3 separate regions of the Mus musculus genome follow, and all the other regions are linked to region 1. The links are chromatin loops, found by intact Hi-C in ENCODE. Cell type or tissue: heart. All regions are shown on one strand. Region 1 overlaps Top1 (topoisomerase (DNA) I). Region 2 holds the start of LOC115489488 (a long non-coding RNA gene). Region 3 holds the start of Top1 (topoisomerase (DNA) I).

What was found. Peaks named below come from ENCODE experiments on the same cell type or tissue, not always from the same donor. Only the 100,000 strongest peaks of a DNase experiment are listed, where the experiment ranks them.
Region 2: a loop joins it to region 1, with 2.3 times the contacts of the local background. A loop is called at or near these places in 14 of 42 quality-filtered maps.
Region 3: a loop joins it to region 1, with 2.6 times the contacts of the local background. A loop is called at or near these places in 7 of 42 quality-filtered maps.

What each region holds. Positions count from the first base shown.
Region 1 is chr2:160,696,687-160,704,686 of GRCm38, forward strand. Top1 (topoisomerase (DNA) I) reads left to right here. Exons shown (of 21, transcript NM_009408.2): 9 at 1,438-1,553; 10 at 6,016-6,137; 11 at 6,886-7,008. Among named protein-coding and RNA genes, the nearest start is that of Gm52567, 30 kb to the right of the region's middle. In heart, a CTCF peak has its summit at 3,741; a DNase peak (open chromatin) is centred at 3,755.
Region 2 is chr2:160,615,696-160,623,695 of GRCm38, forward strand. LOC115489488 (a long non-coding RNA gene) reads right to left here and starts at 4,372. Exons shown (of 3, transcript NR_168354.1): 1 at 4,137-4,372. In heart, a CTCF peak has its summit at 6,367; DNase peaks (open chromatin) are centred at 4,316, 4,686, 5,576 and 6,376; H3K27ac peaks cover 1,474 bases.
Region 3 is chr2:160,640,941-160,648,940 of GRCm38, forward strand. It overlaps Top1 (topoisomerase (DNA) I), which reads left to right and starts at 4,957. Exons shown (of 21, transcript NM_009408.2): 1 at 4,957-5,322; 2 at 5,668-5,692. The coding sequence starts at 5,290. In heart, no CTCF peak of the experiment used is centred here; DNase peaks (open chromatin) are centred at 4,901 and 5,781; H3K4me3 peaks cover 3,695 bases; H3K27ac peaks cover 2,776 bases.

The DNA of each region.
Region 1 (8,000 bases):
GGGACTTGGAATTCATGGAATTAATTAACAGCAGAACAAGGCAGAACTATCCCAGCACTCAGGAGACAGGCAGATCAAGTTCAAGGCCAGCTTGGTCTACAGAGCTATTTCCAGGACAGCCAGGACTACACAGAGAAACCCTGTCTCAAAAGACAACAACTACAAACCCAAACCAAAACAGGAATCCATAAAATTCCTTTTGTGTAGAAGTAGCAGTAATAAGTTTGAGAAATTTAAAAGTAGTCTGTATGTATCAGATGGATTCTTTTACAACTCTGAGAGGGGTGGTAAGATCTGTTTATCAGTGTAAAGGGTGTGTTAGAGACACATCCATATGTAATGCCCAAAATCAGTAGATTTGTACTTGTAAAATACTGGATCTCATTGGTGAATTTATAAAAAATAAAGTGACACAAAAAAAATCAATCTGATGTTATAGTTCTATACAAGATCAGTTTTATAAAGATAATTGCTATAATATTTATTGAACTTTCACATCCAAAACTAATTTTGAAGTGATCAGTAAAAGTAGAAATGTAATAAATTTTAATAATTCTTTGTATATATTTACAGTTAATTGTTTTTATATGCTTAATTTTTTTAAACTTTTTTTAAAGATTTATTTATTATTTATTATTATATGTAAGTACACTGTAGCTGTTTTCAGACACACCAGAAGAGAGAGTCAGATCTCGTTACGGATGGTTGTGAGCCACCATGTGGTTGCTGGGATTTGAACTCAGGACCTTCGGAAGAGCAGTCGGGTGCTCTTACCTGTTGAGCCATCTCACCAGCCCCCTATGCTTAATTTTTAAAAAATAAAATGTTTTAGAAAGATATTTATTCTGCAGTTTATTTAGATTTTTGTCAAGTATCTACGGGATAGTTCCCTGTATTTCAGAAGTGCCTTAAACTTAGTGCACCTCCATTAGAATCTCCTCAGTCCTCTTGCGTTTGTATTGTTGGTTTTCTTGAGTCCAGGTCTTACTATGTAGCCTTGGCTGTCCCAGAACTCTACCTTCTGCTGGTCTCAGAATTCCACACTCTGGAACTGAAGGCATCCAGTCTGGTTGTGCTTTGAATTTTCAAATAGGGCTGCTTTCTTCTAAACTCTCACCTGCATGTGCCATCAGTTTAGTAATGCCTCTTTTGCATGTACCACTGTGGCATATTTTATATATAAATAGTTTTATATGGGTTTTTTGAGTGATGGATGGTCTTTTAATACTTAGTATCTCTAAATTGAAACTGTTGAAATGAAATTTTTTTAATTACCATATTCTTTCAGTTTGCTTGAAATTGCTGCTCTTTTCAGTGAGACACAGCCTTTGAATGGGCACCACAAATTGATTAGTTAATTATTTTGAATTTAATAGGTGAGGATCTTTTTACTAAGCCAGGTGATCACTTAATGAGCTTGTGCCTTGTCTTTGAAAGGTGGGAAGAAGAACGTTATCCAGAAGGCATCAAATGGAAATTCCTAGAGCATAAAGGGCCTGTCTTCGCTCCACCATATGAGCCTCTGCCAGAGAGTGTCAAGTTTTACTATGATGGTGAGTTATTTCAGGTTGTTTGAATTTTGGCTAAGAATGGTTTGTTTCTATTCAGGGTTAGAAAATGAGGGCACTGCCTATATTGCACAGTCCTAGCTAGTTATTTCACTTTGTTTTATTGTCTATGTGTGGCTTGGGAAAAGGAATCTCAGGTGTTTAATTCAGAAGGACCCCTTTGCTGCTTGAAAAATATGAAAAAGGGGGCTGTTAATGTCTTATCTGTAGTCTAAAAAGGTTTATCTGTTTGGCTCACAGCCTATAAAATACACATTGAAGGTTTTTATTTTGAGTGTGTAACTCAATAGGAAGCTGTTCTGTATTGAGTTCTCATTTAAATAGTAGCACTTAGTGATAATATAGTATGCCAACATGCTGCTTATCACTAGAAATTGTATTAGCAAAGGATTAGTGGCCATCATTCAGCTTATAGGTAAGAAACCTAAGCTATGTCACTCTAAGTAGTGCAACTGTGCCTTTGACAGGTGAATTTTAAAGAAACGCTCTGCCTAGGTCTCTTAATTTTATTTTTTTGAGACATTTCTAACTGTGTAGCCCTGCCTGGCCTGTAACTTGATAATATAGATCAGCTGTCCTTGAATTCAGTAGATGTACCCATCTGCTCCTGAGGCACATGCCACCTTATCTGGCCTCCTTGGGTCTCTTGGAACTTTCTAAAATGTCTGAGAGTTCCACATCTGTGTTTTTGTCCTTGGGTTGAGGGATCTGAGAGTAGCCTCTCACAATCCTTCGACTGACTGTGTATCAGGTAGTAATGTCCAACTGACTCCTTCATTCTAAGAGTTCTGTCCAGAGATGCTAGAGTTCGTTCTCAAACTCTCTATGTATTTATAATTCACCAGGTTAATAGATGAGAGGTAGGACTGGGTGTTTATGAATCAAATAAATGTATTTACTAACAGGGAGAGACACTGGACACCAAAATAGCAAAACCATTCAGAGCTATTTGGTGTATCTCTTTTTTTTTTTTTTTTTTTTTTTTTTAGATTTATTTATTTATTATATGTAAGTATACTGTAGCTGTCTTCAGACACTCCAGAAGAAGAGGGCGTCAGATTTTGTTACAGATGGTTGTGAGCCACCATGTGGTTGCTGGGATTTGAACTCTGGACCTTCAGAAGAGCAGTCGGGTGCTCTTACCCACTGAGCCATCTCACCAGCCCCTTGGTGTATCTCTTTAACCGCCAGCAATGGCTTTAGGAGCATAGATGCCTGTGGGTTTAGGATGAGACGGGTTTATTAGCATCCAATAATTGAAATCTGTATATGAAACAAGTGAATTTTGACCTGGGTCTCATCCTTAAGATATTTTATTTCTCTCTCTCCCTCCCTCTTTTTTTTTTTTTTTTTTGAGATAAGGTCTCATTTTTGTAGTCTTAGCTGGCTTTGATCTCAGAGGCCTGCTTGTCTCTGCCTGAGTGCTGGAATTAAAGATTCCCATCACTGATTACTAATAATACCCAACCTGATACCTTATTTTTACAAACACACCCCCACATACCGTCATTCTCCAAAATCTAGGGGTGAAAAAAATGAAAATGGAAAAAAATCACATGTTTTGGGAAATGGATGTTCAACTAATATTTTCGAAAGGTTCGGAAATGTTTATTGAATATGCTTGTGTTCAGACACCCAAGTCCCAGATAGATAGAGACTACTGATTTAATCTATGTAGGAAGTCAGTGGCATAAAACACTTGGTGGTGTGACTGGCAAGTTTTTAGATTAGCTAACCAGTTTGACCAGAAACTGTAAGACACCCTACACACTAGATCATTCCTGAAGATTTACGAAAATACACAAATTTAAACTTCCTAGTGAAGAGAAAAGGCCTTAAGACCTTGAAAAAGACAATTGCTGTATTCTGTAGCCTGACCTGAGCTCACTAACTTTAGACAGCTCGCTGGAAAAGCCTCACTGTGAAAGCCAAGGTGATGACGATAGAAAGTAGTTTTTTTTTTTTTTTTTTTTTATTGTGGGGTTTCAAGGAAACTAAGGCCTGTGGTCCCTACCTCTAGTTTCCTTTTCTCTGTTGGTCCTCCTAGGATTTCCTCCCTTTGGTTATAAAACTCCTCCAAATAAGTCAAGAGTGTTTGACTTACTAGTGCAAACTGATAAGTAAGTACTGGTAGGCAGGACATTGCTGCCTTGCCCTGGACTTCCCCCTGGCCGCCTCTGCACAGGACATGAGTTGGCTGAAGCACAGAATTGCAGCCGCTGTTAAGGACCTGCCATTTCAACTCTGACTCAACAGTTTCTTTTTGTTTCCGGGAGCTCAACTTTTCCCACAAAGTACTACGATGATTGCTGGGAACCTACACACCCTCCACCACTCCGGTGCTATAGCTGTTACTTAATCCTTCCACAGCCCATTTAAAACAAATCAAGTAGGTTCTTTGTGGGTGGGACAAAGCCAGTGCAGTGCAAAGGCTCCCCACCCAAAATAAGAACACTATTGGGGAATATTTAGTTTATGAAAACAAACATACCAGGGAACACATTCCTTAAAATTTCCTTATCTATTTTTATTTTTTGTTTTGAGATGCTGATTTTGTAGCTGAGACCAGTTTCAAATGCACAATCCTCCTTTCCCAGCCTTCCGAATGCTACAATTATAGGCTACTGCTACCTTGTCTTTTTGCCCCCATTTGTTTGTTTGTTTGTTTGTATTCCCCTCCATTATATTTGAATCATGTTGCTGTTTTGCTGGCAACTCTTGTTCAGACTGAGTGGGGAAAACAGGAAACACCTTACTCAAAAAATCCTTTTCCAACACAGAATCTTGAGTGTGCTGAGGAAGAGCTACACCACCTATTTGCCTTTTAGGTTATGTCTTCTAAGCTGATAATGTACCTGTAGCACAAGTTTGTTTTGTGATGTATTCCCTATGTTTCATACAGTCTGGTTGAGCAATACTACCCATTATGAGATGAGATGTCTCTCAATTATTACAATGAGTAGGCTTCTGGTTAAGTTTTAGATTTCTGTAATAAATTTTAATTCTTTTGAATTATTATTAGTACTTACATAGTTGTAAGTGTGAGATATTAATCTCATTTAGAATGCAGCAAAATGCTATTGTGGCATAAATTGTTTCTATATAATATTATAAAGTTGATTTTTTTTTTTTTGAGAAAAGATAGAAATTGGCCCTAGGAGTGCAATATTCTCTTTGAATATTTTGTAGATTAAGCTTTTAAGTACTTTTCTTTCACTGTCAGTTATGATCTATCTGAGGACACAAAATCACTTCCAGGATTTATTAACTATTGTAGTGGCTTTCCTTGTGAACCACAGGCTTTTTTGGACAGTCTTTACATATACTTACTTGCTGCCTAACCCACCCTCACCTCATGCTGTGGAATGATTAGACTTTCCTGAAAGAAGTGAGTTCCTGGTGCTATTCCCAGTGTTTCAGGTGCATGTGTACCTGTATTTCACTCTGAATACACTAGTGCTCCAAAAGTGCTTTTCTGGCTGGGAGGCTGGCTCAGTGGGTAAAGTACCTGCTGTACCAGCCTGGTGTCTTAAGGATGTTTTTTTAGAACCACATCAAAGTAGCACACTTGTCTGCAATTGTAGCGTGTCCCTGTGGTGAGAGGGGAAGTGGAGACGAGAATGGATGAGTCCGTGCCAGCTAGCCTCTATATATATATATAGCAGTGAACAAAGAGACCTTATCTCAAAATAAGATGGAAGGCAAGGACTGACACCTAAGGCTCTGACCTTCCATGGGTACTGTTGTACACATACAACCCCACACATAGACATACAGTGCAGTTTTTGATTCTAGGTATAGGACTGAGGCCCAAAACTTGGTATTTATAACAAACTTGCTTGTGATGGTTTTGGTCTGTGAACTACTTGAGTAGCAAGGTTCTAGAGGAAGGTCTTATTTACGCTTTTTATGTGGGAAATCTGGGCTTGCCTGCTATGAATATATATTCTTATTCATATTCCACCCACGTAACTTTGAAGAAGAAAGATGCCTATTTCTTTTCCCCACAATTCCTTTCTTCCACTCCCTGCCCCTATCCTTTCCTCCCCTTCTTGAACAGAGGCTGCTTAGCTTAGCAGTGGCAGGAGTCCTTCTGAGGATTTGATTTTTAAAAACCATTGAAGAGGTGTAAAGGACCCTGCTTGCTGAAAGGAAAAGGAAGAGTGGCTGGGCCTTCCCCAGGTCATCCCTGTCCTGAGCAGGCACCTGGGAACAATTAACTGGCATAGTCTCCAAAAAAAGACCCAGGTAAATATCTACTAAAGAGAAGGAGAAATTTTTAAGTAGATCTCTGACAGTATGTTACTCTGTTGTTGTTATCACTGTGTGTCAGCAGACCTTTGTACACCTTGGAAAGGTGAGCCATCAGTCATGACCTCTCCAGTGTTCAGTGCACATAGAATATGAATAGTGTGCCTCACTGTTTGGAACCATTTTCTTCCTTCAGGTAAAGTTATGAAGCTGAGTCCTAAAGCAGAAGAAGTAGCTACATTCTTTGCAAAAATGCTTGACCACGAATATACTACTAAGGAAATATTCAGGAAAAATTTCTTTAAAGATTGGAGAAAGGTATTGTGGCCCATGTGTTCATATCTTAATCATTTATAAAAGTGCTGACTTAGAGGTATAGCTCATTTGTTAATGTCTTGTTTGTTTAAAAAATGCAAAGTATAGTTTAATGTATATCTTTTTTCCCTTACTATTTTAATGTGGTTTTTGTTCAACAAGAATATATCCCTTCTCAGCTTTCATGTGACTGCAGGAAGGAGCTTATCAGATTAGGTTAAACAGAAAACCTCAAATCCAGTTGAGCAAAGGAAGCATTGTTTCTGCAGGGACTGTCCTCTGATGCCTTTACACAGGGTCAGTCTGACCATCTATTCTGTATTGATATAAAAAAGTACCATTGTTTTCAATTTGGATAATTTTGAAAAGAGGTTGAATTAAAATTCACCATCCAAGGGCATTCTAAATTTAATAAGAGCAGATTAGTGTGCATGGGAATAAGAAAGTATTTCTCTTTATTGCTAAAGTAATTGATTAATATAGGTCTCTTGGATTGGTGTTTATATGTTTGAGTTTGTGTTTTTGTCAAAGATCGCTAAAAAATGAGTAATTTTCTTTGATAAATGACTAGTGATATTTTATATGAAACTAATCATCTTATAACAGAGCAGCACCACTCCCCAGAAGCAATGGTTATTGAGGTTGGCTTCCCTTCTAGACACCTTTGATTAAAGGGGAAAAAGGATGAATTTTGAAGAGACAGGAAGACTTATTAATATATTTAATTTTCTTAACCTTTTTACTCAATTAGGAAATGACTAATGACGAAAAAAATACGATTACCAACCTAAGCAAATGCGACTTTACACAGATGAGCCAGTATTTCAAAGCGCAGTCAGAAGCTCGGAAACAGATGAGCAAGGAAGAAAAATTGGTATGATCGTCTGCTAAACTAGAAAATCTTGGATAGTGATTCTTTGTATAATTTTTTGCTTCTTGTGACACAACAGTGAATTCATTACTTTTATATTTTTCTGTGTTAAAGATTTACTTAGTAAAGTATAATTACATGTATGTGTTGTGCTAACTGGCAGCTATCTGTGTTGGCACATGCCTGTAATCTCAGCATCTAGACTTGAGCAAGAACTATGATGTCTCCACAAAACAAACAAAATATTGCATTAGACTTCTTTAAGTTCATTTTATCTGTAGTTTTCCAAATCACTGAAAAAAAGTGATTCTGAAAGTGTGCATTAAATTTTACACTTTCACCATCAAATGCATGTTTTATGGACTTATCCCCTACCACAAAATAAACCAAAACAAAATCCATGACAGTGTTGAAACTAAAAGGGAAAAAAATTGCTTTATACCCTTTTGTGAGTCTGTGTTTTGCATTCAATCCTTCTTTACTACCCAGCATTTACCTCTCCTCTTTCTAAGGCTCACATTTAAAAATACCTAGGAAGGGCTCAGTTGGTACAGGGCTTTCCTAATGTGTGTGGAACCATGATTTTGCTTCTCAGCACTGCATAAAACCATGTGTAGTGATGGTACATGCTTAGAGTGTCAGCCCTTGGGAAGCGGGGGATCAGAAATTCACTGTCATTCTCAGTTACATAGAGAGTTTGAAGACATCTGGGGTACATGAGACCAGATACTTAAACTAAGCTACACTGAAAATAAATGACATTTATAAGTCTATACCCTTTGTAATGAAGATTAAGTGTTGAAGCACTAGTTCACTGGTAGACACAGTTCTGTAATACTACAAAAGACAAAAGTTGAGAATCTTATTTGTGTAAAGTCAGTTATTCTTGATAGATCTTTTGGCAGTTTATTTTATATATCTGTAATAATATATGTACGTTTAAAATACACTAGACATTTTCCTATATTTTAGTTTGTTTCTGAGTGATTTTAAAC
Region 2 (8,000 bases), 81 kb before region 1:
CCTCTTCTGGAGTGTCTGAAGACAGCTACAATGTACTTACATATAAATAAATAAATCTTTAAAAAAGAAAAAAGAAAAGATATTCCTCTCTCTCCCTCTTCTTCCTCCTCTTCTCCCTCTCTCCCTCTCTCTCTCTCTCTCTCACACACACACACACACACACAAATGTACCTTATTTGGGACTGGAGAGATGGTTCAGTGGTAAAGAATACTTGCTGCTCTTTCAGAGATTTCTGGTTTTTGAATCCCAGCATCCACTTGGTGGCTCACACCTATCAGTAAGTTCAGTTCGAGGGGATCCAATACTCTCACCTAGACTCCTTGGGTACCCACCCATGGATAACACATACATATGTATAAGTAAAAATACATCTCTGTAAATAAATAAAATTCCCTGTGAGAGGAGAGATTTGTGTGGGGAAATCAAATATGGAAGCTAAACTGACTTGAGAGTACTTTTTTTTTAGGCTGGGCTATGGGATAATACAAATGTTCCACATAATTATTAAAAACAAAATTGATTTTTAAGTAATCCCTAGAACTTGAAAGCAAAATGAAGCAAAGTACCAAACTATAAATTAAATTTATGGTGGAAGTGTTTACAGAGGAATTATTTCAAATTAACAATATTGTTTTTATAGATATCGTAAGATGAAGCAAATGAATCTAATGGCACCATTAAAAAACAGGTTTGGGGCCAGCAATTGGTACATTGGGTAAAGCTGTTTGCCACCAAGCTGAATCACCTGAGACCAATCCACAGGATCCAAATGGGTGAAGAAAATAGCTGAATCCTATGAGGTTTTTCTCTCATCTCTATATGCTATGGCACACCTATGCACGTACATATATACACAATGTAAATAAATAGAAATGTGTTTTTTTTAAAGCCAGGTTTTTCTTTATCTTTTTAAAGACTTATTTATTCTATGTATGTGAGTACATTGTAGCTGTACGGAGCCTTCATGTGGTTGCTGGAAATTGAATTTTTAGGACCTCTGCTCGCCCTGCTCAGCCCCGCTCACTCAGTCCCTGCTTGCTTCTGCCCAAAGATTTATTTATTATTATATGTAAGTACACTGTAGCTGTCTTCAGACACACCAGAAGAGGGCATCAGATCTCATTACAGGTGGTTGTAAGCTGGGATTTGAACTTAGGACCTTCAGAAGAGCAGTCAGTGCTCTTACACGCTGAGCCATCTCACCAGCCCAAGCCAGGTTTTTCTTCACTGGGGAAGAAGAGGCAGAAAAACTGGAAGTCAGAGTTTGGGAGAATTGGTGATAAACAGTATGCTGTGAACACTGTAGCTGACTTCAGACACACCAGAAGAGGGCATCAGATCTCATTACGGGTGGTTGTGAGCCACCATGTGGTTACTGGGATTTGAACTCAGGACTTCTGGAAGAGCAGTCAGTGCTCTTAATCACTGAGCCATCTCCTCAGCCCTGTTTATGATAAATTGGGCATCCTCCAATGAATGACCCTACACCCGGGCATGTGTGGGTGCTACTAATTGGAATCAGTAGGGATTAAAACAAAAAGCCTGTAAAGTTTGGAAGGGGATATAGAAAAGGGATCTCACTATGCAACCCTATGTGGCCTGAAATTCTACACATAAACCAGATGGGCTTTGAATTCAGAGATCTGTCTGCCTCTGCTCCCTGAATGCTGAGATTAAAGGCGTGCGTCACCACCACACTCAGGTTCTTGGCACAAGAGCAAAGAAACATAAAGTAAAACCAAAGGCCCAGCTGACGGGGCCTTAACCTCAGTTACTCAGCAGGCTGCAAGGAGAGGATCCAGACCAGCCTGTTCATCTCAGTGAGACCAAGTCAAAAACTACAAGAACCAGTGACAGGGGTGGAGATCAGTGCTGGAGTACCCCTAAATTCAATCTCAGCACTGCAAAAATAAAGAAAGAAACTAATGAAAAAATGTTAAATTGAAAGTTAAAATACCAATTACAGATTCTGGATCGGTTACAATTTTTGATGCTCTACCCAATGAAAGGGGATAAAGACAGGGTTTTTCTGTGTAGCCCTGACTATCCTAGAACTCACTCTGTAGACCAGGCTGGCCTCAAACTCAGAGATCCATCCTCCGAGTGCTGGAATTAAAGGCCACCACGCCCACCTTTCTTTGTTGTTTTGAGACAGGGTTTCTCTGTGTAGCTTTCCTGGCTGTCCTGGAATTCACTTCGTAGACCAGGCTGGCTTTGAACTCACAAAGATCTGCTTGCCTCTCTACCCCTCTTGTGCTGGGATTAAAGATGTTCACCACCAAGCCTGGTTCTTATTTTATTTTGAGACATATTTCTATGTGCATGTATGTGGCAGGGGTAAGGTGACTAATTGTACAGGAATGTACGTGAACGTGGGGGCCAGAAGAAGGTGTCAGATCCCCTGGAGCTGGAGTTTCGGGTAGTTGTAAGCTGCCAGATAAGGGTGCTAGGAACTGAATTCAGGTCCTCTGGAAGAGCAGTGAGTGATCTTAACCACTGAGACATCCCTTCAGTCAACAAACTCCACTTTTTTTTATTGTCAAAAACTTGTTATTGTTGCTGAACACTTCCATGGTATGTTTCTGTAACCACTCACAAATAAGGACGATTGTTTTTAAAATAAGGCCACTGGTTAAAAGAGGGCACACGTCTATCATCCTAGCCCTTGGGAGGACTCTACCAGGAAGATCAAGGACTCAAGCCCATCCTCAGTACATGGCTGGTTTGAGGCCAGCCTAAAGTATGCAAGACTCTTTCTTAAAAACAAAACAGTAGCCAGGCACCGGAGAGGCAGAGGCAAGTGGATCTCTGTGAGTTTGAGTCCAGCCTGGTCTTCAGAGCAAGTTCCAGGACAGCCAGGGCTATGCAGACAAACCCTGTCTTGAAAAACAAACAAACAAAACAACAACCAATCTACAAAAGACAAACAAAGGATCAAAGGCCAGGGGGTCAGGGACCTGGCTCTTGCTGTGTCCATGCAAGAAAGGACAATGCTTTCAACTTGGGTAGTTAAAAAGAAGGACCAGAGTGTGTGTTGGCAAGACTTGAAGACAGATGATGCGGGGCTGAGGGAAGGGGAGGAGAAAGGGGGAAGAGAAAAGGGGGGGTGGGGTGCGGCTTTCTAGTTTGGGCAATTAAGTAGACAGATGGTGGTGTCATTCAATGGCTGAGAAGGGAAAAGAAGAAGAAAAACAGGTCTGGAAAGTTCAGCTTTGGAGCTGAGGCTCTGAGGGAGTGCCTGAGCGGAGTCTAGGATTCAGACCTCTTTTCTGTTCATCCACCAACTCAGAAGCCATGTATATATAGTTCCTCCTCTTGACTAGGCCACTTCTCTCCCACCCACAACCAGTCCTTTTTAGACATTCCGAGCTCAGGTCAAATGTCACCTAAACAGAAAATCCTTCCCCAGAGTCCGAGCCACAGTCAGTGTCAGGACAGGTAAAGATTCACACCGGTCTGATTTTGTCTTGACAGTATTCTATAAAAGCAACTTCCAGAGGCAGGGAAGGAGAGAAGAAACACTGGTTAACAGGTACAAAACTGAAGTTAGAAGGAAAGAAGGCGTCCTCCTTACTATAGGGTTACTATAATTAATAATAACTCAAATATTTCAAAATTGTTAGAGGGCTCCGCTGGTAAAGAGTATGTGTACACGCTTGGAGACCTGAGTTCCTCCCTTGGAACCTGTGCAAGGATGAAAGGGGAGAGTTGACTCCACAAAGTTATATTCAGACTCCACACAGCTGCTGTGGCACACATGCCCACACACAGACACACACAGACACACACACGTTATGCACACGATAATAATAGATACATAATTTAATTAAAAGAGAAAAACAAAGTGGAGGGCTCCTGAGTACTGACTGATATCAACACAAGGTTGATATCTGCCCTACACACACACACACACACATTGCGAAGGAGGGCACAGGGGAACAGGAGGAGGGAGTGATAAGAAAGAGGAGGACCAAAAGCAGAAGAAAAGATTTTTAATATTCTCATTTAAAAAAAAATTTGAAGGGATTTTCTAATTACTCTGATTGTGTCATAGAGCACATACCATTGCAACCATCAATCACCAAATTAATTAATTAATTAATTTTTTAAAACCTTAAAGCTTCCAGAAACTCACATGCATAACAGTGAACATTTCATTTCTCACCCGGGGTCTGTGGGTTAGCCGGGTTGGGCTGGCCTCCAAGTTCTGGGTCACACACAGCTGCCTCCCATGTCTGTTCTTTCTGTGTCCAGCTGAAGGACTCCCCGCTATCTGGGATTCTCATGGCCAAGGACAATTGCTTAAGAGGTGGAAAAGAAAGCACTCAGCGTCTCAGAGCTGGCAGCTGCCGCTTCCGCTCATACTCTTCTGGCTCAAGCGAGTCACATGGCTAAATCCAAGTATCAACAGAGTGAGGAAATGATATTCCTCTCGAAGTGGGGAGGGCTAGGTGACGTAAATATTTGCTGAGCAATAATATAATCTACCAAATGACCCCATCCCCCACCCCACCCCTCCATAGCCACTACATAGAGCAATCTATCTCTTAGGAAACACCATCTTTTATGAATGAGTGGGTGAATGAATGAATAGAGAAAATGTGCCTTTCAAGGCAAGAGGATTCTCTCCACGCTTCAAATGAGGAACTTGGGAATCACAGAAGGGAAGTGACTGGCCCCAAGGCCATGGGAAACCAGCCTGTCTGGCTCCTTCTGCTCTCTTCCCTACATAGAAGGAGTTATGCAGCAAAAATGTTACTTTTGTGCTAACCACGACCATATTACTCACCCTGTCCTCTCACCAAGGCTTAGTGAGAAGGTATATACCCACTCAGCGAGTAAGGTCATCTGCTGATTCAGATCTCTCTCTGACTGCAGGTGACACTTTGATTCATCATTTCCAGTTTTCCAAGTCCCAAATGCTATGAGTATGTTGAATGAGTGAGTCACTGCACTGTGAGGTTCTTCCTACCTTTTAAGTGTTCTGTAAATTCAGTGGACTATCCCACCTGGGCCTACCCCTAAGGTACAGATGCTAGGGAACAAGAAGTATCAAACACACAGTGAGAGGCAGAGGCATAGGGGATGTTTAAAAGGGCATGCTTTAAATAAGCAATCAGCAACTCTTCTGAAGTGGGGGTTACTTAAGCCTTTGGGGTCTGCGTGTCCTGTGGATAGCTACGTGAGTACAGCTTGCTTCTATAGGTGTGAATACAGGGATGTCTCTGCTCGCATGGGCTGCCATTGGAAATGGGTGTGACATATGGATCTAGTGGGTATTTCCCATCTGGAAATAGTTTCAAGTTTATACTAGCGTGCAAAGAGCAATTACTGGCTTGTTGGTTGGGAAACTCTTGAAAATCCTCCCCCTCCTCCTACACATTTGCCTGAGGCCTGTTTTCAGAAACACTGAGTCAATTTCTAGCCGCTCCTTCAGTAGCCAAGGCAGCAAGTACCTACCGTGTGCCAAGTGCTGAGCGAGAGCGACCAGGGTGACAGGTGGTGGCCAAAGTTGGCTAGGCCCACATTCATGCCATAGCTGACATAGATGGCACCCGACCATGAGCCAGACAGCGTGCTAAGTGCTCCCCGTGGATTATCGCGTTTAATCCTTGCAACAAGTTGATGAGGTAGGTGCTATTATTACCCTGCTTTCTAGCTGTGGAAACCAAAGTGCAGAGAGGCGAAGGAAGTTGCCCAAGGTCATATAACTAGCAGATGGCACAGCTGACATTTGACTCCCAGGCCTGGGCTCTAAACTGCTTCTCTACACTGCCTCCTATTAGGAACTTGCCCACATTCCTGGGCCAGTAAGTGGTGGAGTGAGAAATCACAGCAGAAATACCTTTGGCCACGCAAGACTCTGCCCTGAACATATAGTCACCCCTTCTCTCTTCCAACCTTCCTCATTTCTGGAGGCTACACTTGCATGCCGGTAACTTTGGGGAGCACTCTGAACCTTCCCTTTTCATAACATTCAAAAGGAACATTCCTTACCCTAAGAAGTCATAGAGGGGCTTGTTTTATAAGATGGCTCCTCCTACTAAGCAGTCATTTAAGATATGTTGGTGTGCTTCCTGGTTTCTAGGAATTGGGTGCAGCTAGCCAAGTGGGTTCCGGGAGTGAATCCATCCAACAGTCTCTATAACTAGTGATGTGCTGGGGTAGGGCGAGGAGGGGCAGGAAAAGGCCAGAGACATGCACTGAGTGAAATGTCAAGGGTTGAAAAATGCCCACAAAACTCAATTGAAGGAACAGTGGGATAAACAGTCCCCAGAAAGGAGGCAGCTTGGTTCGTCATCTTTCCTGTTTTTTCCAGCTTGGCCTGGTTCCAAAACCTCATCTTAGTCTTGTCAGGACTTTGGCCCTCTGCCCCAGGAAGGAGCCGCCAGGAGGCTTAGCAGGAGCCAAGTCTTCAAGGAAGTGATGTCTTTTGTGGGTCAAGAGAAAGCAAAGCGAGCAGTTTTCTGGAAGGGAGAAGATGGCAAGGAACAAAAACAGGCAAGGGCTCAGCTAGCAGACTCCCGCTTGAGCCGGTGCAGAAGCTGAGGTTTAGAATGAAGAAGCAAGGCTTACTGCTGATTGCCTCCCTGGCAGGGCTGGGGGGTAGCAGTACTGGGGGGGGGGCACGGGACGGGGGGGGGGGGGGGACGGACCGTGGACTGCATATACTAGCTGCTCACCCTCTCTTCAGGACAGAGCAGCCCTTTCTCCTCATTCCCCACATCTCCAGAAACATCTCCCCCTGCCTGCACTGGGTTACTTTAGAACACAGGTGTGGGTGGATCCCATAGGCACTGGAAGAGGACATCGTGTGGCTGCAGAGACAATAGTGCAAAGACTTTAGCTGTATTTTTTTTTCTTTTATTTCCTGTCGGGATTATAGATCCTGACAAAAGCAACTTAAAAAAGAAAGGGTTTGCTTTGTTGGGGGCTCACAGTTTTAGGGTACACAGTCCATCACAGCAGGAGGCAGGGAAAATTCCATTGCAGAAGAGTCTGGCAGCTGGATACATTGTATTGGCAGTCAAAAGGCACAGATGAAAGCTTGTGTTTATCTCTTTCTCCCTTTAATATGGTCCAGGATCCCATTCCAGATTAGGTAAGCACAGTGGGTGTGGTTGTCTTACCCACTCAGTTAACAAAGCAAGGTAATCCCTCCCAAGCCTGCCCAGATGCCCGTCTCTAAATGAATTCTAGATCGCATCAAGATAACAACTGAAATTAGCCATCACAGTGATGAGACTATTGAAAGAGTCAGCACCTCCCAAGCATCCATTGCATGTCTGTGCAGTGCCAGACACTTTTAACCTGTAATGTCACCCTATCATCTCACTAGCCCCGAGAAGATTACACCTCCATTTTGTAGATGGGTCACCTGGAGGAAACAGTTTCCTTTTCAACTCTGCCCATAACTGTCTCCCAAGCCCCAGACCAGGCTAGCCACTTTATTGTGGGCATGCCTATTTGAGCACCCTGATATTTCTGAAACTCTGAGCTGTCCTGAATATGACATCTTCCCCTCCCACAGATTTCTGGTTCCTAATCACAGCTTTCAGATTCAGAGCCAAGATCACCACCCATCTCCAAGTAGCAGCCTGGACCATAAGTCCAACCTCTGATTCTCTCTCAGTCACATGCTTTTCTTTGCTCTGAGATTTGTGGCATAAGTCATTATTCATGTTAGTGAAATTAATTTTAATAACATTTAAACCCAATTTTTCAAAAAAAATGTTACTATTTCAACATGTAATGATGCAAAAATTGACATTTTGGGGCTGGAGACATGCTGTTCTTACAAAGGACTTGGGTGTAGTTTCTAGAACCCACATGACAGCTCACAACCATCCATAACTCCCCCATTCCAGAGGACCCTATACTCTCTTCCAGCCTCTTCAAAGACTGCATGTGCATAGGACATGGTCATATCCAGGCAAATCAGTTGCATGCATGCAATAAAAATAAATAAATCTTTTAAACATTATTGATATTTTATTTT
Region 3 (8,000 bases), 56 kb before region 1:
CTCATACTATCAACTAGTCTCACATTCCTTGGGGAGTAATGGTGGAATGAGTAAATAATCTTATCACAACAGGGGTGTCTTGTGGAAGGAAGACAACAGAGGGTTTGGCCTGTAATCTCAGTACTTTGGGTGGTTGAGGCAGGATGAGAAAGATAATGGAAACACACAAATAGACCCCCTCCCACCCCGCCCTCCCACCCCCCAACCCCCAGCCACACGGCAGGCTCCTAAATCTCAGCTACTCATTCTGCTATTCAAGGCTTGGGTCTTTCCCACCGGCCTTTCCTTTTATTCAGACAATTTTCAACTTTTGCTGAGCAGCTGCTGTAGCAGCAAAAGGCAGCAGGACATTTCTGGTTGCTGGGATCAACAGCATGAACGTTTTCCATGGATCACCAAGCAGGTTCTATTTTGAGAGTGTCCAACTCTTAACAGGGCATTAGATCTCTAGGCAAGGCATTATGGCAAGGGGAAAACTGCCAGAAAACTGTAGTCAGGAAAGCAGTGAAGCCAAGACTAGGAGACCACTAGGAGTGCATGCCAGTAGTAAATCCAGCACTTAGGAGATTCAGGGCAAATGATCCAGAGTTCAAGTTTGGCCTCAGCTATATAATGAGTTCAAGCCCAACCTGGGCTTCATGAAACCCTATCTCAAAGTTACAAAGTAAAAGTTACAAAGTAGCCGGGTGTGGTGGCGCACGCCTTTAATCCCAGCACTCAGGAGGCAGAGGCAGGCGGATTTCTGAGTTCGAGGCCAGCCTGGTCTACAAAGTGAGTTCCAGGACAGCCAGAGCCATACAGAGAAACCCTGTCTCGAAAAAACAAACAAAAAACAAACTTACAAAGCTAGTAAAAACAAATATATTTTAAAAACTGTTAGGAGGGATATCTGGGTCCTGAACCATGAAAATCCCAGAGTGGAACAAAAGTATAGCCAAGGCCTTGAGATTCCCTGGCTTGAAACCAGATGGAAGTTGAACATCAGTCACATGACCCAACATAGCTTTCAGAAGCAAAAGGAGCAATGTATTTAAGTGTACCACAAAGGTATCTCACATTGCAATGAGGCAGAATTCACAGACCTGAACTTCATTAAGGTCTTCTCTCTGCCTGTTAGCACTCTCCTGCCCTCTCCCCTCAACCTCTCCCAGCTTCCCCTGGCCTTGACAAAATGCTGCTCCTTGACGTGACATAGTACAGATCTATTAGCAAGAAGAACAACCACGTTACTTTCTTCTCAATTCTAAAGCCTCTAGAAATTCCATCTGAGTGGTTCAGTGTAGGCCACTTGTGACAACTGTCAAAGAGGAACCACAGCACATTTGTGGCTGTGCATATGGTCCCTCCAGAACCTTGTGAGTCTGGGGGAAAGTCCTAGGAAAGCAGGAGTTGTTCAGGCATCATCACAAGTGTTTAATTCTGGAAGACAACAGTTAGACCAGACTTTAATAAAACCTGCCTGTAGCAGCCAGTGTCCTGAGTCCATTCATTCCAAAGGAGCCCAAGCCTTAAGCAGCAGATAGGAGATGGGGGTGAGGAGAGGGGAAAGAGGAGAGAAGAAAGAAGAGAGGGGGGGGAAAAGATTTTTCTAGGCTTAAAGATATTTTGGAGGGATGGTGCTGGTGCATGCCTTCAGTCCCAACACCGAGAAGGCAGAGGCAGAGGCAGAGGCAGAGGCAGAGGCAGAGGCAGAGGCAGAGGCAGAGGCAGAGGCAGAGGCAGAGGCAGAGGCAGAGGCAGAGGCAGAGGCGCAGAGGCAGAGGCTCAGAGGCAGAGGCAGGCAAATCTCTGAGTCTGAGGATAGCCGGGTCCATAGACTAACTCAAAACAAATAAACAAACAAACGAATCTCCAAAAGAACCCAACCCCCCAAGGGAATAAAAAGAAAGAAGAGGAGGAGAAAAGAAGGAAAAAGAGAGACAGACAGAGAGAGAGACACACACAGAGACAGAGACAGAGAGACAGAGAGATCCTGTTTAAGCAGGAGCTGGAGAGCTAGCTCAGTAGTTTAGAGCATGGCTACTCTTCAAGAGAACCCAGGCTCAATTCCACCACAACTGTTTGTAATTCCAGTTCCAGGGGATCTGGCACCCCTCACACAGATATGCAGGCAGGCAAAACACCAATGCATGCAAAACATAAGGAAATTTTTAAAAAGTATTTTGGAGACACTGCAGACTTAAGCACCATACAGGTATCAGCATATTGAAGATTCTAAACAGGACACCAAGAAAAGCTCTGTTTAACTTTAAATCATAATGATGTATGTATTTGTGTGTGGAGTGCTCCTTTTTTGCGTAACATCTACAAATCATCCGCCTTTTACCAGTCATGCTCTGGAGACAGGCATACATCATCATCTAGTTACTTTATAAAGGCTGAGGTGATCCGTCAGTGAATAGTCTTGAATTAAAACAGTATTTTCCATACCTGATATATTTGCTTTTGACCTTCCTGGAGTATGTCTTATATTCCCTCTCTGTACTATTCTTGGATTTTTTTAAAAAATAAAAGCAGTCTCATTATGTAACCCTGGTTAACCTGAAACTCACTATGCTAGGCTGGCCTCAAACTCACAAAGATCCCTTTGTTTCTGCCTGTGGAGTAGTGAGTTAATTAAAGGTATGGGCTACCACACCCAGCTGAATATTTTTATTTAAAATTAATCACCCAACATCTTAAAAAAAAACCCTTGAACTTAAACAGTTATTACTGTGGGTTTTATGTGGTAGTTAAGTGTTTTCCGTCATACACATTGAAATAGATATAAAGCAGTAAAAAATGTAAAAGTCTGTCTGTGTGGGGCCAAAAGTCCTCTCAAGTGCTTATGACCATGTGTGGGATCATTGGTTGGAGAAGAAAGAGTGGCCATGTGGACATCACTAGCCAAACATAGATAGAGGCGTTTAGTCTATGGTGGGATGTTGGGTGGCCATGATTGGGCCTAGGATACCACCTTTGATTCATCATCCTGGGGCCTGCATTCTGTTTCCATGACTACTAGCTGGTCTTCCTGGGAGGGACCTGGAAAGCAAATGACGATGATCCCAAGTCACCAGGGGCTGGAAGCTAAAGCAGAGGCACTATTTTTCTTGAAGGCTGAATTATTTCAGCCTAACTGCAGTAAATGGGTGGGAGGCAGATGCTTTGCTTGGTGGCCTGGGATTGCTTTTGACATGGGAAAGCGGCTATTGAGGAGACACTAATGCAGGCAAAACTGGCTCTGGCATACAGCTGTGGAGAAAGAGTGCTGGAATCAGGCAGACCTAAACATCAAATGATACATATTATCTACAGGCCCTTAAACAAAGTCTTTTTGTTTGTTTGGGATTGTCTATTAAACACAATTATCGCTGTTGTCCCGTTGTCCAGATGAAGAAACTGGGACTCAGAGTGGTTAAACAACTTGTTCAAGGTCATGGAAGAATAGGAAAATTCTGCTTAGGAAAGCAGAATTGAAAAATAGGCCAGTTGACTTCCAAGTGTGGACTCTTAGCCACTGCATTGTTGTGTTTGCCTTTGTTGATTGGACTCTTCTGTCAGAGGACCTGTTGATTCCTGGGGGCTAAGTGCTGAACAAGATGGAGAGGTCCTAACCCTCACTGACCTCGAATTATATAAAGGAGACAGAAAAGAAGTCACTAGCTCCCATATGGGTAACTTAACAACTGTGATAACTGTTATAAAGGAGAGAGGCACATGGGTACAGCATGCGGAAAGGGGCGTGCAGCACTTCAAGCTTGGTTTTTCGGGACAGTTTCTCTAAGTAGCCCTGGTTGTCCTGGAACTCACTCTGTAGATCAGGCTGGCCTCGAACTCAGAAATCCGCCTGCCTCTGCCTCTCAACTGTTGGGATTAAAGGCGTATGCCACCACTGCCCAGCTGGCTTGAGTTTTGAAATATTCACAAGAATTAACCCTAAGTGTTTATCACTCAATGTTTATGAACATTTTCCGAATTTATTTATATGGGGGATTGAGCCAGACTGGAGATGAATTCAGCCTGGGATGTTCTTGCAAATCCAATTGCTAATGTCATTAATCCCTCAAGACAGTTTGATAGTGGTCGATGGTCCACACCCAGGACTGTGAGGAGTCAGGGCAGACCTTATAGTATGGTGTTCCCTAAATAAAGTTCTCTCAGGGTACAGTCCTGGTTAGAACCAGGATCCATTTACCTGGGGGTCCAATTCCCTTTGATTTGGAATATTAGCCCTCTCACATCAAACTAATTCCTGTCTCACAGTAGGCGCTTAATAAATGTTTATAAAAAGAACAAATGCAGTAGGGTACTTGTGACACAGGGCTACATGACTGTAAACTGGAGCTAAACCTGACTGAAAAATTAAAATAATTTTTAAAAATGGGTGTGAAGTGCTGGGCGGTGGTGGCGCACGCCTTCAATCCCAGCACGTGGGAGGCAGAGGCAGGAGGATTTCTGAGTTCGAGGCCAGCCTGGTCTACTGAGTGAGTTCCAGGACAGTCAGGGCTACACAGAGAAACCCTGTCTCGAACACCCCCCCCTACAAAAAAAAAGAATAAATAATAAATAAATGGATGTGAAGTATTCCAGAAGTCTGGACAAAGGCTGTGAGGAGACTCCAGCTAAATGCCTTACGGCTGCTGGTGAACTAAGATCGGGGCAGCCAAGGTACGTGCGGATCAAACTTGTCTGGCTCTAGAGATGCAGAAGCTGGAGACACGGTCCCTGGCCAGCTTAGCTGGGTCCCGCCGCGGCCTTTAAAGGCCTACCACGTGGCCGCCCGGGTGTCCAAGGTCCAGAGGCGGTGTCCACGCTGCGCCTGCGTGCTGCTAGAGCCGGTGTCCCGCCTCTGAGAACGCCAGTCCCGTAGCAAGGCAGAAAGCAGAGAGTGGGCGGAGTTAAGTCCGTATGCTAATAAAGGGGCGGAACTTGCGAGGCAAAACCGGCTCTGTCTCCCGGACCTCTAAGAGACCCGCCGCAACCCTCAGCCTCTTTCCACGAGCGCTGACGTCGACGACGACGTCCCATTTAAAAGCGGCCGCGCAGGCGCAGTGAGGGGAAATGCGAACTTAGGCTGTTACACAACTGCTGGGGTCTGTTCTCGCTGTCCGCCCGCCCGGCAGTCTGTCAGTCGCGTCGCTACCGCCGCTGCCTCCTCCACTGTCCCGGGAGTCTCGGGCCGGTGGCTGCTGTCGCCGTCTGTTCGTGCTTCTCAGGAGCTTCGTCCGCCCGTTCAGGCCGTCCCTGCCGTCCGCCTCTCTTCCCCCGCGCTGCCTCTGAGCCCGCAGCGTTCGCACGCCGGCCGACATGAGCGGGGACCATCTCCACAACGATTCCCAGGTGCGACCAGCCGGCCCCCGACTCGTCCCCAGCTGCTCGGGCCCGGGCCGGCTCCGGCCCCGGCCAGGGCCCCGGTCCCAGCCCCAGCCGGCCGCGCCGGGTTGACAGGCCCGAGTCTGCGATGAGGGGCGGCCGGTTGGAGTCGCTTGGATGGCCGGGTCCCGGGCGGAGCCGTCAAGTTGGAGTTTGGTGGGGGGATGGCAGCCCCGGGTAGGCCATTCGCGGGCCTCTGGGTTCCGGGGCGCCGGGTGGGCCCGAGCCCCGGCCCCCGGCCGCGCGCTCTCGTCCGCCGCCCCGGGGCTTCATGTGCCGGTTGTTTCATCTTCCCTCCTTTTCTTTCCTCAGATCGAAGCGGATTTCCGATTGAATGGTGAGTGTGCCCCCCGCCCCGCCCCAAGTGTCCCCACACGCCGCTGCCTGCCTCCCCCGCGCCGGGCCGGAGCCGGGCAGAGGACAGACATGGCGTCCCAGAGACTAAGTCCCGGCTCCTCGCTCACCGGCCCCATTGTTCCCATCGGGCCGCCTCTGGACCCCCTTTCCCGGGGTCTCAGCACCCCCAGATCACGGCCTTCTCCAGAGGGGGCACCGGAGACCCCGCGTCGACCGTCGCTGGGTCTCGGGCGGCCTTTCTCCGCCGGGATTCTTCCCGGGAAAGTCGCCTTGTCGACGGTCGGGACTTAGTCTCTGCGCCATTTTCTTTTTCTCTCTCCTCTCCTTTCTGTGCCTGTGTCTTTCTCTCCCTCCCTCAGCTCCTTCCTTGAGCTGTCCAGAAAGAGCTTTCTGCAGAGCAGAGCCATATAAATCACAGACCTCACCAAAGAAGGAAGGCTTAGGGACGGAATTATCTTTTATTTTTTCTTAATAGAACTTTATTTTGGAAGTTACTTGCTTTCTGCTTCATGTTTGCTTGCTTTCTTCTTCTTTTTTAATTTTTGTGATTCCAGAACGAAAGATTCCCTTAGGCAGCTAAGGGTTTTATGGGTTTTTTTTGTTTCTTTTGTTTTTTGTTTTTAGTCCTTTTATTTTTTAAATGGTGAGATGTTTATAATAGCAGTTACAGTTCTTGAAACTAAAGCCATCTTTTGTGGAGTTCTTTGTATTTTGGGATTGTTTTCCCAAGTTGTGCTGTTTGCAAAGATAACTCCCTTTAAAAAAGTTTTCAGGTTGTCTGTGTGTCATCTAGTGTGAGTGTTGGACTTGAGCATATATTCTTTAAAAAAAATTAAAAGTATTAGTGACCAGAACTTCCTATTGTGGCAAGGTAGAGTTTTTTGTTTTTTGGGTTATTTTTGAGACACAGTTTATTGTGCTTGTTCCGAAAGGTTGCTGAATTGCTCATTTAGACATGGTGTGCTGGCCTTTTCTTTGGGGTCATAGGGAGTTTTAAAAAAGATTTTATTTATTGAAGTAGAGTGGCCAGCCCTGACTCCTGTCTTCTTCCTCATTCTTCTCAGGGGCTGCTATTTTTTTCAGGAATTAAGAGTTAACTGGCTTTCCTCACATCCTTAGGCTCTTGAGCCCTTTCCAGTCATGTTTTCAAAATATTTCCACTAAAGTTACCCAGGGAAGAATGTTGGTGGGTGTCTCCCACCACCCCAGTAAGAAGCTCACATTTAATGGATTTTCCAGCAATTCCATTGTAGTATGCTGGAAATTCCCACAGATTCTTATGGGTCCGATTGTGTTCAGTTAGTTTGGGTTCTGGGGAACTGAGTGGGAGAAGCCATTGAGTAGGTTTTCTGGTGCAGCAGTCCATGGTACTGGCCTGCCCAACTGAAAGCCTTATGTTTATATTTCCAAGTTGGTCATCCAAAGAGAGATGACACTGAGTTAGAGACTCTGTCTAGGTAAAGCTTTTCTTGAGCACCTAATATATGCCAGGTACTGTGCTAGAATTGAACCTGTCACCAACCACATCTGTCTTTGTTCAACTCAGCCTATTGGGGGAGTCACATCAGTTAATTACAAGGTAGGCGTTGGAGTGTATGTGTACCCAAAATGCTTTGGGAGCATAAAGGGCTTAATTTTATCTGGGGGTGGGGAAATTTCTTGGAGGTGACTGAGCAGGGTGTTGTATAAGACTAGGTACTGAGAATTGTCAGGGGTTGGATTATTTCTTGGGAGTCCATCCTATCAGGCTTTTAAACGAGGGAGATGAGACTGTCAAGCATATAGATAAGCTTCTTTGGAAAGGGGGTAAAGAAAGGATGTGGTAGTTGTGGATGTAAAATGGTTTTGAGCTCTCTGAAGGAAGGTAGGAATTTAATATAGAAAATTTATTTGCTTTTTAGTTGGGCCTAGTATGTAATATATTTAGCAATGAAACAAAATTGAGTCCTTTTTCCTCTTAAGTTTAACTTCCATTGTTCCCATCTAAATACAAAAGAGCTATTGAATCTATGCATGATTATGGGCTGGGTATGTTATCTTTGCATTTTTATAGAGTGAATTGAACTGCCTATGTTAACTTTTAGGATGTATTTCCATTTTCCAACAATGATATTTAGTATTTATTGGGCACCTAACTGTTCAGGCTTGAATCTCATCTTACTCTTTGGAAAGGACCCTTAGGAGTTAATTACAGTTATCTCCATTTGAGATGAAACTGAGTGTACTCAGTGAAGCCATGAACCTAGCCTCTGTGCAAACCGGATGATGCTGGTATGAAGAAATGAAGT